Regions from separate parts of the Homo sapiens genome. Here region 1 is linked to region 2. A link is a loop called in an ENCODE intact Hi-C map of the cell type or tissue named here. Cell type or tissue: IMR-90. All regions are shown on one strand. Each heading gives the region's core, and the rest is flanking DNA. Links, peaks and the distances in the headings are about the cores only. Region 1 holds the start of ADSS1 (adenylosuccinate synthase 1). Region 2 has its middle 15 kb from the start of LINC02280.

Region 1 (5,295 bases), core at 1-5,000, 73 kb before region 2:
TGGTGGCCGGAGTGCGGGATGGGCTCCAGCCTGCTGCATCCTCCGTGCTCCCGTGTGCAGCTGCGAGTGAGCGGGGCTGTGGGGGGACTGGGTGGGGGGCACAGCAGGGAGTGCCCAGATCCAGAACCATCTCCACAGCTGGGAGCGCGGAGCCAGGTGAATGCTGTGTACAGCACCTGTGGGGGCCCCAGCCCGCCCTGCAGAAGTGCATGGCGCCCACCAGAGCTGGCAGCTCATAGGGAGGGGCCTGGGCCTCACGGGAGCAGAGAGGTCTAAGGAGGGTCAGGGGCCGGGGCTGCCCCACGCTGAGGGCGCCCTGGAGGGTGAAGAGCAGTAGAGCGCTGGACATGCCCCCTGGCGGCCCAGGACAAGGTGGCGGGGCAGAGGCAGTGTGGAGGGAGCATGGGCTGAGGACCACCTCTAGGACCTGGGGGATCTCTGGAGCGAGGGATGTGCTTGCCTGCTGCTTAGGACGGAGAGCAAGGGGGGAGGTCCCCCACTGTTCCAGGAAGAACTTTCTAGGAAGCCACAGTCCCTTCCGGCAGGAGGGGCTCGGACAGCCCTGAGCCACACAGGGTGCTGGGCTGACTCCCTTCGTCTTGGGCCCCAGCCCTCCTCTCTGGAGCTCAGGAAGGAGGCCACAGAACCCGGAGAAGGGACGGTGCGGGGGCCCTTGTTCCATTATTGGCAGCAGCCCCAGGCAGGCTCCAAACCCCAGACGCGTGCATCCCAAAGTTGACCCCTTTGTGCCTGGAGCTGTAAGTCAGCCCATGGGCAGCAGACTTGGCTGCCCTGGCATGGGGCATGTAGCCCCAGGGTGGCGGCCCGAGAGAGTGCCCAGTGTGCAGCTCAGTCAGAACAGATGGGGGCGCTGAGAGCAGCTGCCGGCTGGCAGAGGCCCAGCCCTGGGCCCTGGGGGACAAAGCAGGTCTGGCCTCCTCGGTGGCACTGCCAGCCACGGGGTCACCCTGGCCAGAAGTCTGTGGCCCTCCCTCTCCCATGTCTGGCTAGGATCGTCCCAAGCACCCTCCCTCAGGCGCGGCCCCAATTGCCCCCCAGGACGGCCTGGCCCCCTTCCACCTCTGCCTCTCCTTGGCTGACTCACCGGGGTCACCCCCACCCAGCAGGCAGCTTTTACCCCCTCCACCACCTGCAGACCTTGCGGGGAGCCAGGTAAGCCCTATCCCAGACCCAGACAGGCCCCAGGTGATCACTGTAAATGAGGAAGGGGGGTGTCTTGGGGGTCCTCAAACCATCCTGGGGCTGGGTCCTCTGGTTCCCCCATGGAGGGTCCAGCGTCACACCCATGGCATGCGCCACCCCCTAAGGATCGGGTGTCCCCAACTCAGCGACTTGTATTTATAGCTGTGCCCTGGCCCGCTGCCGGGGTGGTGGAGTAGGGGTGGGTGGAAGGAGGGCGGTGTGTGTGGGTCGGGGGTTGTGTGAGTGGTGCGTGTGCGTGCGTGGGTGGGGTGGCCCTGGGAAAGGTGCTCCCGGAAGGAAGGCATCCAAGCGGGTGAGTGACCGGCCAGGGCATGGGAGGACAGGGGCCGTCTGGGTCGGGGGAGGGGGGCTCGCTGGGCGGTGGGGGAGGGACCCGGCGCCCCAGCCCGCACCTGGCAGCGGCTGATGATGTCGGCGTCCGTGGCCAGCAGGTCCACCACCTTGCCTTTGCCCTCGTCCCCCCACTGCGCGCCCAGCACCACCGTCACGCGGGAGCCGGTCGCCGCCGCCTCCTGCTGCAGCCGCCCCCGCTTGACGCCGCCTGCGCCGGGGGGCCGGTCGTTGGAGGCTCGGGTCCCCGACATGCTGGCTTGGCTCTTCCGCTGCGCTGGCCCGGCCAGGAGCCCGCCGCCGCCGGCGTCCGCGCCATTAAATGGAGCCGGGCCGGGGCAGGGGGCGGGGCAGGGGGCGGGCCGGGGGAGGGCCAGGGCGGGCGCAGTGACGCCCCGGTGACCTCCGGCCGCCACATCCCCGCCCCCTCGCCGCTGCCCGGGAAGCCCAGTTGAGTCTCGAGCACTTTAGGGGTGAGGGGCCGCACGGACCAACGGCCAGGCAGGCAGATGGCCTGGGGAGCCGCCCCCACGAATTTGCCAACGGAGGCAGTTTCTCGCTAGCCCGTCGGGGACCAGGGCTTGTGCACCGCGACCTCACCCCCCACCAAGCCCTTGCCGGGCCCAGGACTTCGGGGTTCCAGCAACTGCAGGGGTGGTCGTTCCCTCCAGGGAAGGAGTGCGGTTTGCAAAAGGGGAGCTGCGTCCTGCACCCCACCTAGAGGGTCCGCACTCTCGAGGAGCGCACCTGCCCCCCGTGGAACCCCGAGTGCCCTGGGCGCGGGCGCGCCCCCTGGCGGCCGCGAAGAGCCGCGCAGCGCGTCCTCTCCGAGGACTTTGTGTCCCCGCAACTGCCCGCACTTCTGCCCCACGGCAGGGGCCCCGCGTCCCGCCCGGGCGCGCTGTGGCTCGGGCCTGGCTGTAGCGAGCAGGCGGGCTCCAGCATGGAGCTCCGGCCCTCAGCACCCAAGTCTGGGGTAAAGGGACCCATCCTGTCAGCGTCACCTGGCTGGCATGGGAGCAACCCCCAGGGATGCACGCCACCGTGGGGCCCAGGTTCCCAAGAGGTCCCACACCAGACCTTCCCGGCCCAGCCTGTGGAGGGACTAGGCCCCAGAGGGAGGCGATGGTCTGCGAGGCTCCCGTGTTCCCGGCTGGTTGTCCTGTCTCACCCATCCCGCCCCACCCCTCCCAAGTAGATGAGGCTTGGAGGAAGCCAGCCCTGGTGGCCAAGAGAAGGGTCCTGGGGCCCCAAGGGCGGAAAAGAGAATCAGGTTCTTGCTTCAGAGCAGGGAGGCGGGGTCCTTTGTTCCCTCCCTGACGGCTCTCAGTTGCCAAAGAGCCTGGAGCCACGAGGCCCCTTGGGCTCAGGGCAACTCCAAGGCTAGTGACAGGGAGTCCATGGAGACGGGACACTCCCTGTGAGGAAGGAGTGGAGCTTGGGCCTGTCACAGCAAAGGTCGCTCACACTGAGTTAGTGATTCAGGTGCAGCCAAGGACACCACTGCCCACCCCTGCCTGCAGCCTCCCCACCCCTCCTCTCTTGGCACCTGACCGTGCCCCAGCCTGGGGGAGAGGGGCTGTTTGAAGCCTGGCCTCCTGCCCCCTGCACCCATGTCCCCAGTCCCCTCTTCTTCCACTGGGCACATCGACACTTCCTCTCCCTCAGCATCCTTGCGGGGAAAATGCCGTTGTATGGGTTCCAAGCAGTCAGTGGGGCCTCAGTGGAAAAGCAGTCTTCATGCATGAACTTCCTAGTGCCACCTTGGGGGTGACAGCTGGTCGGGGGTGAACAGACCACCGGCCCCAGCTTGGGAAGGGGCTGGAGCAGGGTTGGAGGGCTCTGAGATTTGGCAGAACCTGGAGCCTGCTGAGAAGGGGCTGCACCTGAGGGTGGGGCAGTGGGTCTGGGGGTGTCAAGGAGGGAATTTGGGGCACAGCAGAGAGCTGTGCAGGTAGGGAAGAGGCAGACTGCAACAGGAGAAACCAAGAGCGTCATGGAGGTTTGTTTCCAGATGAGAGAAACCGACAATGTTAAATGTCCACCAGGAACCACAAAGTCCCATCAGACAAGGAGGTGCTGCCAAGGCCTGGGGGGGGCCACCAGCTCTGAGCCCTTCCTGGGGACCCCTGGGGCTCTGGGCTAGCAGATGTCAGATAGAGGCTTGGGGGACTGGGGGACATGCTAGACCACCTCACTAAGGGGGCTTGGACTGACCCTGCAGAGGCGAACGCTAGTGACTCACTGACTTCTCCAGGCCCGGACTATAAATAGCCACGGGCCCGGGTAGGGGCAGGGAGTTGGGGCTTTTCTAAAAACAGTCCTGCCCAGGCCCAACAGCTGGGGCCCCTGCCAGTCACACGGCTCAGCCCGAATTAGAACACCTCCACCCCTTACCCCCCACAGTGGGCCTGTCCCCAGGTGTGGGCAGCACGGGAGCCACCGAGCTTGGGGCCATCCATCTGGGCCCTGCTGTCTCGATGTGTGACCTTGGGCAAGAACGAGGGTGCATGGGTGTGTCCACCTGTGGGTTCCACTCTTTGGGGGCCACACCTCCCAGTGGGACCATCGCACACAGTGGCCCAGGACACACAGACACCCACAGCCACCTGCATACACGCGTGCAGCCACGGAGCCTCGCCATGCAAGGCACCCCCAGAGCTCCTGTTGGTTTTGGTTCCTTTGCTGGCTGTAGCCCACTAAACTGACTTCTCATGGAGCACAGAGGAAAAAGAAAAACCAGGCTCCAGGAAGGGCAGCTCCTCCTGTCACAGGGTCCCCAGTCCCACCTCTCCAGGCAGGAGGGGCGATGGTCTCACTTGCTGCAGATGACCTTGTAGGTGACCCCACCCAATACTCCATAGTCCAGTTTTACTGGCAGTTCTGTGGAGGGTGGGGAGGGGGAGGAGTGGAGCTATTTAACTGAAAAACAATAGCATGGATGGGAATGAAAAATGGTGCAGCTGCTTTGGAAAACAGTTAGGCAGTTACTTAAAAAGTTAAACATAAACTTAGCGTGTCGCCCAGTTGTTCCTCCGCTACGAATCTACCCCAGAGCAACGAAAACTCGCAGCATCCACATGAGACTACACAGACGTCCACAGCAGCATCCACACGAGGACGACGCAGACGTCCACAGCAGCATCCACACGAGACTACGCAGACGTCCACAGCAGCATCCACACGAGGACGACGCAGACGTCCACAGCAGCATCCACACGAGACTACGCAGACGTCCACAGCAGCATCCACACGAGACTACGCAGACGTCCACAGCAGCATCCACACGAGGACGACGCAGACGTCCACAGCAGCATCCACACGAGACTACGCAGACGTCCATAGCAGCATCCACACGAGGACGACGCAGACGTCCACAGCAGCATCGAGGACGACGCAGACGTCCACAGCAGCATCCACACGAGACTACGCAGACGTCCACAGCAGCATCCACACGAGACTACGCAGACGTCCACAGCAGCATCCACACGAGGACGACGCAGACGTCCACAGCAGCATCCACAGGAGGACGACGCAGACGTCCACAGCAGCATCCACACGAGGACGACGCAGACGTCCACAGCAGCATCCACACGAGGACGACGCAGACGTCCACAGCAGCATCCACACGAGGACGACGCAGACGTCCACAGCAGCATCCACACGAGACGACGCAGACGTCCACAGCAGCATCCACACGAGGACGACGCAGACGTCCACAGCAGCATCCACACGAGACGA
Region 2 (5,362 bases), core at 63-5,062:
TCGCCCAGCCGCCGCGCCAGGCCTGGATACACCAGGTTCATCCATCCGTGAGCACCTGGGCTGCTTCTACCTTCGTGTGTTGGTGAATGATGCTGCTGTGGACACGGGTGTGCAGATATCTGTTCAAGTCCTTGCACTCAGTTCTTGGGCGAATACCCAGAAGTGAAATGTCCGGATGATGTGGCAATTCTAATATAAGTTTTTGAAATACTGTTTGAAATATCGCCATTCTGGTCTCCACAGTGGCTGCACCGGTTTGCCCTCTCTACCGTAAACACCCTCCATGCTCTGCGATTCATCCCTTCCCCCCCGCTAACCCTGGCAACTACGGGTCCTTTTACTGTCTCCGTAATTTCCCCTTCTCTGGGATGTCCTAGAGTTGGAATCATATAGTATGTGGCCTCTTCAGACTGGCTTCTTTCACTCAGTAATATGCATTTAGGGTTCTTCCATGGATTTTCATGGCTTCACAGCTGTCTTTTAAGTTTATCAACTTCATATAAACACACTGCCCTGCTTTGTCCTCAGGTTCTGTGAGTTTCGAAGAGGTAGTTTAAGGAGTCAACTGGGTTGGACTACAAGTTTTTGTTCTTTTTCTGTTTGGAAAAGCAACAGTGCATATCACCAGTTCGGGATTCCTGGCTCAATACCACCAGCTCGGGATTCCTGGCCCACAGGCCTTGAGCATGAGACGACTGTGGTTCTGAGGCTAGATATCGTAACCTCTCCATATGGAGAAGGATGCGGGAGAAGTGATCACGGGCTTGGCTCTCCCCAACCCCCCTGTAAAACATGAGCCACCGAGATTGCACAACCGGAGACACAGAGGACACTGTCCACAGTAAAGCCTGGTGGCAGCATGTTCCCCTGGAACACAAAATAAGAGTGGGCAGGAAGAGACCACCAACCTGGTGGCTGGCGAGCACGAGGAAGCTGAAAGCAGTGGTGGGCATTGGTGGGCTTGGGACGCCATGGACCTCCTCAGGGGCTCCCTGAGCCAACGTGGGGAGCAGCCATGGTGGGAGGGGTGGACACACACTTGGTGGGGAGCCAGGACAGCCCGGTCGGAAACGTTCACAACCGCCAGCCCAAGCCTCCTAAGGGGAGAGTGCTGGGACACAGCGACCAGGAGAAAGGTGCCCAGGCTGAGCCGGGAGAGAGGCGGGTGGGAGCACCTAGAGCCGCACACGAGGGCGCTGTAGAGTCACCGCTGTGCCACGTGGCGCCGGGTCTCCAGGCCCAGCTAGAGGATGCACCTGCTGGGAACAAGCCCTGCAGGAGGGGAGCAGGGGGGCAGCCCTCGACAGCAGGAGCCACTGGGAGATGAACCTGTGCGCGCCAGCAGCTTGGTCCCTTTGCTGCATGGCCAGCGGCTCCGATGCGTAAACAGTGGACAATTATTTCATGGTTTCTGGAGTTGGCATTTAGGAGGGGCTCATTTGGGAAGCTCAGGTGCGGGGTCTTGCACGTGGTCAGATGCTTGCGGGGATGGCTGTCATCTGAAGGCCTGGCTGTGCTCAAGTATCTGTCCAGGTGCCCCATGTCAGAGGGAACCCAGGCCCGGTTGTGCCCAGGGTGTCTGGTGCCTGTGGGCCGGGCCGTGGGTCTGCTCCTGTACCTGGTGCTGGTCACTGGGCCCCTCCTGCGGCCACTTCTCACTGACAAAACGCTGCCCCGCTTTGTCCCCAGGTTCTGTGAGTTTCAAAGAGGGGTTTCAGAACATCCCCTCCACCATGTGGTGGGATGCTGACTCCGGAGCATGGACTGTGTGCTGGCAGCACGTGGACTCCGCAAAGACAGACTGGCTTAGCCTTCCAAGCGAAAGCCGTCAACACCTCTGCTCTACGGAGGGGGAAACAGAGGCCCAGGGAGGTGAGGTGGCTCCAGGAGGAGCTAGGCTGTGATGGGCAGGGGCCAGGGAGGTGAGGGCTGTGGGGACTCAGCTCTGTACCCCAGCCTCGCGGCACCTCATGGAGGCCAGCCTGAGGGCCCTCCAGACCTGGGAGTCCTGCCCTGCGGCCCACAGGCCCGATGGCTTCACAGGTGGTAGAGGCCTCCAGTGCAGATCCCCGTCCACGCCCTCCTTCTGGACTTCCTGGCTGAGGCCTTATATGTCAAGAGTGGGTAGGGGTGGGGAGGTTAGGTGTGCCCCCACTGTGCCCGGCAGATGCTGGGGATGGGGAGGTGCTGGCAGGTGGGCTGGGGCTGCCCTTGGCCCCACCTTTCCAGTGTGAAGTTTGTGCAGCTTCTGCCTGGCCCAGTCGGGGTGTGACTGGCCTCAGGTGTGGGCCGTGAAACCCCAGGCCCACCCTCCCACTCCCAGCCATTCCTTGAAGGGGCCCAGGCCACCTGCACTGGAGTGGGACGCAGGTGTCTGCAGCGTTCAGGAAAGATGGCAGGTGTCCACGACACCCCAGCCACGCCCAGGACCTTCTGGACAGGCTCCTGTAGGGGTGGGGGTGGAGTCCTAATTATAGGGAGCCTGAAGACCAGGCCAGGACTTCGAGGCATCTTGATGCTACCCATCCCCAGACCCAGCGGCTCTGCCCCAGGGTGGGCCCCAGCCAGCCAGAGGAGCCCCGAGGCTGGGAGATGGGGAGACTGAGGCAGGGTGGGCAAGCGCTGGGTGGTGCGGGGGCAACCAAACCAGGACCCAGGCAGGAGGCTGGAAGCCCCCTGGGCCCCCTCTGTCCCTGCACCTCCTCTCCCCCTCCGCCCCCTCTTCCCCTGCGCCCCGCTCGGCCAGGGGGCGCCCGCTTCAGTGTCCGTTTGGGGGGCGCGGCGCGCCCTCTGGCGGTAAGCGGTGGCATCGCCCTCCTTTGTCAAGGCTGACGACGGGGGAGGAGGAGGGGCAGGGAGAGGGAAGCGGGGATGGAAGGAGAGAGTGGGGAGTGGAGGGTCCGCAGTCAGGCGGGGGCTGCAAAGGCGAGAACGCCTGGGAGGACGTTCCAGGGCGGGGCGGGCTCACGCGGCTCCGGGGCAGCGAATGTCCAGACCCTCGACTTCCTCGGCCCCTCGGCCTCCCCACCCGGAGCATGGACTTGCCCGGACGCCCAGAAAGCCGCTCTCCACCCTGGGGCTGGTGGCGTCGCAGCCCCCGACCGCAGCAGCGATTCCCGGTGGCCCGTCTCAGGTTTGCGGAAGTGCTGCCCCAATCCTCCTTTGTCCCGTAGACTTGTTCGTGTGAACAAAGACGCTCAGTGCTAGCCCCTAAAACCCAAAAAGCAGGAGGACATTCCACGCGGGATAGTGAGTCTTTTCAACAAGTCGTCGTCACCCATGGAAACAGGGGCTACACGGAAAAAAGCCCGTCCCCTTCATCGGGAGATGCATCCCCAATGAAAACTTCCTTTTTCTGTGTAACAATTTTTAATCAAAATGTATAATATAGATTATTTATATCCCAATCAGTGGTTTTGAGGAACTGTGGGCTAATAATTGAAAAATAATGAATCCAGTAGAAACATTTAAAGATAAGAGACTTATGAAGTAAAGAATGAAAAGTGGCATTTCAATTTATACACATATTTCCATTACGGAAAAGCACAGTGAGGCCAGCGGAGGACTTGGAGCAGAAGATATGTCATGTTGGCATAAAATTCTGTGGGCAAAGTGGAGGGAAAATACAAGGCAAAGGAGAAAACATTTAAGTCTGTTAAAAAATTGTCTCTTAAAAATTGATGATTAAATCACCATGATATTTAGATTTCGTTGGATTCATTTAAAAGACTGGCCAACATGGTGAAAACCTGTCTCTACTAAAAATACCAAAATTAGCCGGGCGTGGTGGTGGGCACCTGTAATCCCAGCTGCTCGGGAGGCCGAGGCAGAATTGCTTGAACCTGGGAAGCGGAGGTTGCAGTGAGCCGAGATCACACCATTGCACTCCAGCCTGGGCCACAGAGCGAGACTCCATCTCAAGAAAGAAAGAAAGAGAGAGGGAGACAGAGAGAGAGAGAGAGAGAGAGATGGCGGGAGGGAGGGTGGGAGGACTGGTCCAACCGTTATCTAATGAATATCAATATGAACCAGCGATCCGTGCAGCAATATGGATGACTTTATAAACATGATGCTGAGCAAAAGAGACCTTCCACAGAACAGGACCTGCTGTGATTCCTTTTATGTGGTGTTCTAGAACAGGCAAGAAATCGTACCAGGGGATGTCTTTTGGGGTAGGGTGGGGGTGGGGCTTTGCCAGGAGAGGGCATGAGGGAACATTCTGGATTGGTGGTGGTGTTCTCCCTCTTCGTAGGTGTATGCGTTTGTTAGAAGTCATCTAGGCAACCACTAATCTATTATTATTATTTTTTTTGATATGGAGTCTTGCTCTGTCACCCAGGCTGGAGTGCAGTGGTCACTGCACCCTCCACCTCCCAGGTTCAAGCAATTCTCCTGCCTCAGCAGCCGAGTAGCTGAGATTACAGGCGTGCACCCCCACACCTAACTAATTTTTGTATTTTTAGTAGAGATGGGGTTTCACTATGTTGGCCAGGATGGTCTTGAACTCCTCACCTCAGGGCTTCCACCGCCTTGGCCTCCCAAAGTGCTGGGATTACAGGCGTGAGCCACCGTGCCCAGCCTTTACTTTCTGTCTCTATGGATTTCTCTCTTCTGGACTTTCATGTGGATGGAGTTGTGTAGTGGGTGGCCCTTTATGTCTACCTCTTTTCCCTTAGCTTACTGTTTTCAAAGTTCATCCACATTGTAGCATGTATCAGTAATTCATTCCCTTTATGGCCAAATACTATTTACTACATGTAAATTTTACTTTAAAGAAAAAAAGGAGGCCAGGCCCAGTGGCTCACACCTGTAATCCCAGCACTTTGGGAGGCCAAGGTGGGCAGATCACTTGAGGTCAGGAGTTCAGGACTAGCCTGGCCAATACAGCAAAACCCCATCTCTCCTAAAAAATAAAATGAAATAAAAAACTTAGCCGGCTGTGGTCGTGGGCGCCTGTAGTCCCAGCTACACAGGAGGCTGAGGCAGGAGAATTGCTTGAACCCAGTAGGCGGAGGTTGCAGTGAGCTGAGATTGCGCCATTGCACTCCAGCCTGGGCGACAGAGTGAGACTCCATCTCAAAGAAAAAAAAAAAAATAGAGAAAAGGGGCCAGGTGCTGTGGCTCATGCCTATAATCCCAACCCTCTGGGAGGCTGAGGCAGGAGGATCACTTGAGCGCAGGAGTTCAAGACCAGCCTGGGCAACATAGGGAGACACCAGCTCTACAAAAAATAAAAAAAAAATTAGCCGAGTTGTGGTGGTGCATGACTGTAGTCTCAGCTACTTGGGAGGCTGAGGAGGGAGGATCACTTGAGCCTGGGAGGTTGAGGCTGCAGTGACCCACGATTGCACCACACTGCACT

The links. Hi-C counts contacts between places; a loop is a spot of excess contacts. Peaks named below come from ENCODE experiments on the same cell type or tissue, not always from the same donor. Only the 100,000 strongest peaks of a DNase experiment are listed, where the experiment ranks them.
Region 1: a loop joins it to region 2, with 6 times the contacts of the local background. A loop is called at or near these places in 4 of 110 quality-filtered maps.

What each region holds. Positions count from the first base shown.
Region 1 is chr14:104,720,784-104,726,078 of GRCh38, reverse strand. INF2 (inverted formin 2) reads right to left here. Exons shown (of 23, transcript NM_022489.4): 23 at 3,544-5,295. It overlaps ADSS1 (adenylosuccinate synthase 1), which reads right to left and starts at 1,850. Exons shown (of 13, transcript NM_152328.5): 1 at 1,617-1,850. The coding sequence starts at 1,808. RefSeq lists enhancers at 103-803, 3,600-4,099 and a silencer at 1,634-2,043. In IMR-90, for the core only: CTCF peaks have their summits at 359 (motif pointing left), 858 (motif pointing right) and 2,352 (motif pointing left); no DNase peak of the experiment used is centred there; H3K4me3 peaks cover 1,334 bases; H3K27ac peaks cover 137 bases.
Region 2 is chr14:104,647,938-104,653,299 of GRCh38, reverse strand. No RefSeq gene overlaps it. Among named protein-coding and RNA genes, the nearest start is that of LINC02280, 15 kb to the left of the region's middle. RefSeq lists an enhancer at 1-374 and silencers at 2,656-2,735, 2,816-2,895, 2,906-3,055. In IMR-90, for the core only: a CTCF peak has its summit at 2,792 (motif pointing left); no DNase peak of the experiment used is centred there; H3K4me3 peaks cover 572 bases; H3K27ac peaks cover 290 bases; H3K27me3 peaks cover 594 bases.